Linked DNA regions of Homo sapiens: region 1 is linked to region 2. A link is an interaction called in ENCODE POLR2A ChIA-PET data of the cell type or tissue named here. Cell type or tissue: GM12878. All regions are shown on one strand.

What was found. ChIA-PET counts read pairs that join two places held together with the same protein. Peaks named below come from ENCODE experiments on the same cell type or tissue, not always from the same donor. Only the 100,000 strongest peaks of a DNase experiment are listed, where the experiment ranks them.
Region 1: POLR2A ChIA-PET joins it to region 2 with 9 read pairs; 6 of 35 experiments call an interaction of 5 or more read pairs at or near these places.

Annotation. Positions count from the first base shown.
Region 1 is chr20:41,044,891-41,048,890 of GRCh38, forward strand. The region is part of intron 2 of TOP1 (DNA topoisomerase I); the gene reads left to right. Among named protein-coding and RNA genes, the nearest start is that of TOP1, 18 kb to the left of the region's middle. In GM12878, no CTCF peak of the experiment used is centred here; no DNase peak of the experiment used is centred here; H3K4me3 peaks cover 1,654 bases; H3K27ac peaks cover 2,615 bases.
Region 2 is chr20:40,973,408-40,977,407 of GRCh38, forward strand. No RefSeq gene overlaps it. Among named protein-coding and RNA genes, the nearest start is that of TOP1, 53 kb to the right of the region's middle. In GM12878, no CTCF peak of the experiment used is centred here; no DNase peak of the experiment used is centred here.

The DNA of each region.
Region 1 (4,000 bases), 71 kb after region 2:
GGTGATTCGACCCTCAGCCTCCCGATAGCTAGGATTACAGGCGTGGGCCACCACGCTCAGCCAGTTTTTTTGTATTTAGTAGAGACGGGGTTTTGCCATGTTGACCAGGTTTGTGTCAAACTCCTGGCCTCTAGTGATTCACCTGCCTCAGCCTCCCAAAGTGCTGGGATTACAAGCATGAGCCACTGCACCTGGCCTATATGAGGTTTTGAGCCCCCTTGAAATATGTGGTAAGTGGGACCAAAGAACTTAATTATTTTATTTTATTTTATTTTAATTTAAATATAAACTAGCCAATAGTGGCTACCATATTGGACAGCTCTAGATAAAATTTAGGTAAGACCCAAGAGATTGTGGTTTAGATTCTGCTTGGAATATGAGTGATTGGGGCTCTTGGAATTTAAAAATCCAAAGACACGTGTGAATTTGATGTTATGAGTTTGAATAACAGCCTTCCTTCAGTATGTCTACATTGTTTTATCCTGACTGACATTGTAAGTCCTAAGAGGACTTACAACTGGTAAGTAAAGTTGTGTTTACCAAAGCAGTTGGAAGTTCAGGCAGTTGTACGTTTTATTTGACCCCTTAGAGCTAAACAGGTGAAAATTTCAGGTCCTTTGGATGAAGTAAGTTCTCATTTTATCTCAGCAACCCTATGAGGTAGGTTATGTCTGTTGCGTAGTTGACAAAACAGATGAACTTATATTTATGTACACCTTTATGGATTAGTAGCCTTTAAAATGGTTAGTTTTATCCCACAACTTCATTTGAAATTGTAAGTTTCTAGCATGTTGCCTATAACAAGAAGGTAATTTATTTCTATTTGTTAAATTGTTATCAGTAATAAGTCAATATCCTACTATAAGTGGTAGAGAATCAAAGATTGTAGACTACCAAATAGCACCCAAGAGGCTAATTCATGCAAGGTGTTGCTTATAGTAAAAGCAGATCAGAACTCAGCTGCTGTATGCCATCTGGGGTTATCTTCTCACTTGCACGCTCATGACCAGTGTAGGCTGCATCTTATAAGTAATCTGGCTCACAGTTAGCTAGACATATATTAGTCTGATGGAACAAAATCCGATTGTAGCTTTGACCACTATGAGGACCACTGTCATATAAGGTCTTAGATACCAACTTGAGTAAATTGCTTAAGGACTGGGAATAGATCCAGATTCCTCCAGGTTTAGCTTCAAGTTGTGATCAGTTTTCGTGGGATGCAAGGAGAAAATGAATAGGAATGAAATAAATAGCTGATATTTGAACATTTTTAATGCCCTAGGCAGCGTCTTAAGAATTCTAAGCTTTCATTTATCAATCCTGAGGTAGTTAACATTACTATTTCCAGTAATGTTCACTGGGCCAGTTTACTTTTGAAGAAATTGAATCTCACGGTTTAAGTAAAGTAACTAGCTCAAGGCTATATAGTTATAACTAAGCCACAGAGCAGGGAGGCTAATCTAGGCCTACCTCATGCCACAGCCTGAGTTCTTAGTTGTGATACAAAACAAGGTAAAGGGGGACCTGGGGTGACTTAGTTGCCTCCTGAGAATTCTGGGCTGTGGTGGAATTACCCATCAGACTGGGGGCGCCCATCTCTTCACTTATGATGTGTCCTTAACAGACTAAATGCAGGCTCTGCTGCACTTTAATGTAATTCTTTCCCTATTAAGGGAAGCTTGCTTGCCTTTGCAGCAAAGCCCCCTGGATAGTTTATTTTTTAGCAGTTCAGCTTGTGCTTGGACCCAGTTGTTCCAGAAATCAGTAAAACCTATTTGAGTATTCAAGAAAAAGGATCTTTTTGTTAACTAAGGATTAACTAGAAACCTTATTTTATAAGGGTTCCTGAAGTCTGCTTATTTACTAAGGAATTTCATCAGAGGTGGTTAGCATTTTGTGAACAAGTATGATGTTGTTCCCACTTCAAGGGGAATAAATAACAAATTTAACCAGCTTGCTGCTTAAGAAGCAGAATTAGCAGTGGGCCAGTCATTGGCCTCTCTTCAGAGTTCTCATGTGACTCACTTAGTTTTGCAGAGTGAGGTAGATTTTAACCACTTTCAAGTCAAGTTGATTGGCCATTCATGAGCTGTGTGCAGGGAGAGAAGAGAGACGAGAACAAGTTAGCAGAAAGCTGAGGTGTGTTAGACGGGAGTTGTAGGTAAGTCAGGGAGGATATTCTTCATTTAGACCCTGAGCTTGAGTAAGACACCTTTCTACAGGAGACATTGCGGATACTTTCTAGTTAGTACTAGCGCAGTGTTCTGCAAACTACACCTGCTTTTGTGTGGTCCACGAACTAAGAATGGTTTTGTATTTTTAAATTTAGGCATGTGCCACATAACAAGATTTCTGTCAACAATAGACCACTTATATAATGATGGTCCCATAAGATAGAAGGTGGTATTTTTACTGCCTCTTTTCTGTGTTGCAGATACGTTCAGATACACAAATACTTAACACTGTGTTACAGTTTCCTACAGTACTGTAACATGCTGTACAGGTTTGTAGCCTAGGAGCAACAGGCTATACCATATAGCCTAGGCGGTAGTAGGCTATACCATCTAGGTTTGTGTAAGCACACTATGATGTTTGCATGACAAAATCGCCTAATGACACATTTCTCAGAATGTAGTTGGAGGAAAAAAATTGAAAGGAGAGTATTACTTCATGACACAGGAAAATCATTTGAAATACAAATTCCAGTGTCCATAAATAAAGTTCACTAGAATGTGGCCATGCTCATTCATTTACATGTAATCTGTGGTAGTTTTTGTGCTACTGTGGCAGAATTGAATACTTGCAGTGGAACTTGAATGGGCTACAAGGTGTATTTAGTACCTGGCCCTTCACAGAAAAAGTTTGCTGACCTGATTGAATGTGCTTGTGTGTATCACAGGAAGCTCACCAGGACTCTTGGTATGTAGCCTCTAGCTCCCAAAGGCATCTGAGCCCCACTGGCAGGACTCAGTTACCTGTCTCTGTCTAAGCATGACTCCACCCATTAGCGTCCAGACAACGAAGAAAACTTCTATTTTAAAGAGCTTGACTAACCCCCTCCTTATTATCTAAGTTAGAGTAGCTGTGCCACCCCTTAAGTAGCTTTTCCTTCTTCCTTTCAAATAGGGGTTGGAAGAGTAGCAGGTGAGAACAACCTCTTTCTTCCTCAATTGTAGAGACTCAATAGTCTAGGCTATAAATTAAAAAAAAAAAAAAAAAATTCCCCAGAGGCTGACTCAGCACATGCCTGCCTTTTAAAGGAACAGAGAGACCCAATTGGAATAGAAACTGAAAATAAAATCAGCAGCACATGAATTTTTGTAGGTGGCTCGTATTTGCTATTAATATTGCTCAGAAGACTCAGGAATAAGAAATAATAATGCAGGGTTTCTTCAAAATATGGTTCTGGACAGTGGATTATAGTTACCTGGAGAGCTTGTGTTAAAATATCTGAGGATGATTCCAAGTACCAGGGCTTATACACAGGAATACTTGAGAACCACTGCACTCAAGCATTTAAAATTTTCCTTTTACCTAAATCCACATGGGCCAAGACAATTTTTAAAATTCATAGAATTCATGTGACCAGACGTAAGGGGTCAATAAAGGTCATTTTATAGATCAGAAAACTGAGACCCAAAGCTGAGAAATAAGTTATCTAAAACCCCACCAGGACATTGCATTAAAGGAGTTGCTCTAAGCGTGTCTTCTTACTATTAGAAAGTGAAATTGACTTTTAAATCTGTCACTTAGTTTTTGGCATAATAATAAAACAATGAACAGTCTGTTCTGGCTCTAATTGCGCCTAGAATCTCCAGATCAGAAGACCTTCTTGTAGATCAAGTAACATACTTCTCTGAAAGACAGTTTGTCGGTCCTATCACTGAAGTCTGAATTATTTTTTTGATTTTTAAATATAATTAATTGGTCCCTGGAAATGAGAACCAGAGGAAGATAAGAAGATGAACTTGAATTTAAGGACCATAATGGAAGGAGTGGG
Region 2 (4,000 bases):
GCTGCAGTAAACATGAGAGTGCAAATATCTCTTTGATATACTGATTTCCTTTGTTTTGGGTATATACCCAGCAGTGGGATTGCTGGATTGTACGGTAGCTCTATTTTTAGTTTTTTGAGGAACCTCCAACTTGTTCTCCATAGTGGTTGTACTAATTAACATTCCCACCAGCAGTGTACAAGAGTTCCCTTTTCTCCACATCCTCACCAGCATTTGTTATTCCCTGTCTTTGGGATAAAAGCCATTTTAACTGGGGTGACATGATAACTCATTGTAGTTTTGATTGGCATTTCTCTAATGATCAATGACTTTGAGCACCTTTTCATATACCTGTGTGCTATTTATATGTCTTCATTTGGGAAATGTCTATTCAGATATTTTGCCCATTTTTAATAGAATTATTAGGTTTTTTCCTATAGAGTTATTTGAGCTCCTTATATATTCTGTTATTAGTCCCTTGTCAGATGGGTAGTTTGCCAATATTTTCTCCCATTCTATGGGAGGTTTTTTGAGGGTTTTTTTTATCATGAAGGCTGTTGAATTTTATCAAATGGTTTTTCAGCATCAATTGAAATGATCTTATGATTTTTGTCCTTCATTCTGTGATTCTATGATTCTATGGGTTGTCTATGATTCTATGGGATTCTATGATTCTGTGATTCTGTGGGTTTCTCTTCACTTGTTGATTGTTTCCTTTGCTGTGTAGAAGTTTTTTTTAACTTGGTGTGATCCCATTTGTCCATTTTTGCTTTAGTTGCCTGTGCTTGTGGGTTATTATTACTCAAGAAATCCTTTACCTCTCCAATGTCCTGGAGGGTTTCCTCAGTGTTTTCTTTTTGTGGTTTCATAGTTTGAGGTCTTACATTTAAGTCTTTAATCAATTTGGATTTGATTTTTCTATGTGGTGAAAGATAGGAGTCTAGTATCATTCTCCTGCATGTGGATATCCACTTTTCCCAGCACCATTTATTGAAGAGAATGTCCTTTCCCCAATGTATGTTATTGGTACCTTTGCCAAAAATGAGTTCACCCTAGATATATGGATTCATTCGGGAGTTCTCTATTCTGCTCTACTAGTGCATGTGTCTGTTTTTATGCCAGTACTATGCTGTTTTGGTTCCTATAGCTATGTAATATAATTTGAAGGCAGGTAATGTGATTCTTCCAGTTTTGTTCTTTTCGCTCAGGATCGCTTTGGCTATTCTGGGTCTTTTGTGGTTCCATATAAATTTTAGGATTGTTTATTCTATTTCTGTGAAGAATGTCATTGGTGTTTTGATAGGGATTGCATTGAATCTGTAGATTCCTTTGGGTAGTAAGGACATTTTAACAATATTGATTCTTCTAATCCATGAATATGAAATATCTTTCCATTTCCTTGTGTCCTCTTCAGTTTCTTTCACCACTGTTTTATCATTTTAATTGTAGAGATCTTTCACCTCTTTGGTTAAGTTAATTCCCAGGTATTTTATTTTATTCGTGGCAATTGTAAATGGGATTAATTTCTTGAATTCTTTTTCAGGTTGTTCGCTGTTGGCAAATAGAAATGGTACTGACTTTGGTATGTTGTTTTTGTATCCTGCAGCCTTATTGAATTTGTTTATCAGTTCTAATAATTTTTTGGTGGAGTCATTGGATTTTTTCAAATATAAAGATTATATAATCTGAAAACAAAGATAATCTGAATTCTTTCTTTCCAATTTCGATGCCCTTTATTTCTTTCTCCTGTCTGATTGTTCTAGATAGGATTTCCAGTACTATGTTGAATAACAGTGATGAAAGTGGCCATCCTTGTAGTGCTTCAGATCCTAGAGGAAAAGCTTTCAGTTTTTCCCCATTCAGTATGGTACTAGCTATGGGTCTGTTGTATATGGGTTTTATTATGTTGAGGTATGTCCTTCTATACCCAGGTTTTTTGAGGGTTTTTATCATGAAGGGCTGTTGAATTTTATCAAATGCTTTTTCAGCATCAATTGAAATGATCTTATGATTTTTGTCCTTCATTCTGTGACATGATGTACCACATTGATTTATTTGCATATGTTCAACCATCTTTGCATCACTGGGATAAATCCTACTTAGTCATAAGGAATGATCTTTTTAATGTGTTGTTCAATTTTGGTTGCTAGTATTTTGTTGAGGATTTTTGCATTAAAATTCATCAGGGATATTGGCCTGTAGTTTTTGTTTTTTGTTGTTGTTGTTTGTTTGTTTGTTTTGATGTGTCTTTGTCTGGTTTTGCTATCAGGGTAATTCTGGCCACATAGAATAAGTTTGGAAGTATTCCTCCCTCCTCTATTTTTTGGAAGAGTTTGAGTAGGATTGGTATTAGTTCTTCTTTAAATGTTTTGTAGAATTTAGCAGTGAAGCCATCTGGTCCCAGGATTTTCTGTGCTGGGAGACTTTTTACTACAGCTTCTATTTCATTACTCATTACTTGTCCATTCAGGTTTTGTTTTTTGTTTTTTGTTTTTGTTTTTGTTTTGAGACAGAGTCTCGCTCTGTCACCCAGGCTGGAGTACAGTGGCATGATCTCAGCTCACTGCAAGCTCCCCCTCCCAGGTTCACGCCATTCTCCTTCCTCAGCCTCCTGAGTAGCTGGGACTACAGGTGCCCGCCACCACACCCAGCAAATTTTTTGCATTTTTAGTAGAGATGGGGTTTCACCGTGTTAGCCAGGATGGTCTCAATCTCCTGACCTCATGATCCGCCCACCTTGGCCTCCCAAAATGCTGGGATTACAGGCATGAGCCACCGTGCCTGGCCAGGTTTTGGATCCTCATGATTCAATCTTGGTAGGTTGTATGTATCTAGAAATTTATCCATTTCTTCTAGATTTTCTAACTTATTAGCATATATTTGCTCATACTAGCCATTAATTATCCTTTGAATTTCTGCAGTATCAGTTGTAGTATTTCCTTTCTCATCTCTGATTTTATTTCTTTGTCTTCTCTCTTTTATTCTTCAATTGTCTGTCTAAAGGTTTGTCAATTTTGTTTATCTTTCAAAAAAACTTTGTTTTGTTGATCTTTTGTATTGTTTTTTGTTTGTTTCAATTTCATTTATTTCTGTTCTGATTGTTAATATTTCCTTTCTTCTACTAATTTTGGGTTTGGTTTGCTTTTGCTTTTCCAGTTCTTTAAGATGTATCATTAAATTGTTTATTTGAAATTTTTCTTCTTTTTTGATGTAGGTGCTTGTAACTATAAATTTCCCTCTTGGTACTGCTTTCACTGTATCCCATAGATTTTGGTATGTTATGTTTCCATTATCATTTGTTTCAAGAAATTTTCTGATTTCCTCTTTAATTTCATCATTGACCCACTGGTTATTCACGAGAATATTGTTAATTTCCATGTGTTTGTATAGTTTCCAAAATTCCTCTTGTTATTGATTTCTAGTTTTATTCCATTGTGGTCAAAAAGATACTTGATATATTTTTCAAATTTTTTTAATGTTTTAAGATTTGTTTTGTGATCTAACATATGGTATATCATTGAGAATGATCCATGTGCTGAGGAAAAGAATGCATATTCTGCAGCTACTGGATGAAATGTTCTGTAAATATCTATTAAGTCCATTTGGTCTACTGTACAGATTAAGTTCAATGTTTCTTTGTTGATTTTTCTGTCTGGAAGATCTGTCCAGTGCTAAAAGTGGGATGTGGAAGTCTCCAGCTGTTATTGTATTGGAGTCTATCTCTCTCTTTAGGTCTAATAGTATTTGGTTTATATATCTGAGTGCTCCAATGTTGGGTGCATGTATATTTACAATTGTTATATCCTCTTACTGCATTAACTCATTTATCATTATATAGTGACCTTATTTGTCTCTTCTTATAGTTTTTGTCCTGAAGTCTATTTTGTGTGATATAAGTATAGTGACTCCTGCTCTTTTTTTGGTTTAAGAGGCATGGAATATTATTTTCCATCCCTTTATTTTCAGTCTGTGTGTGAAGTATGTTTCTTGTAGGCAACAGATCATTGGGTCTTATTTTTTT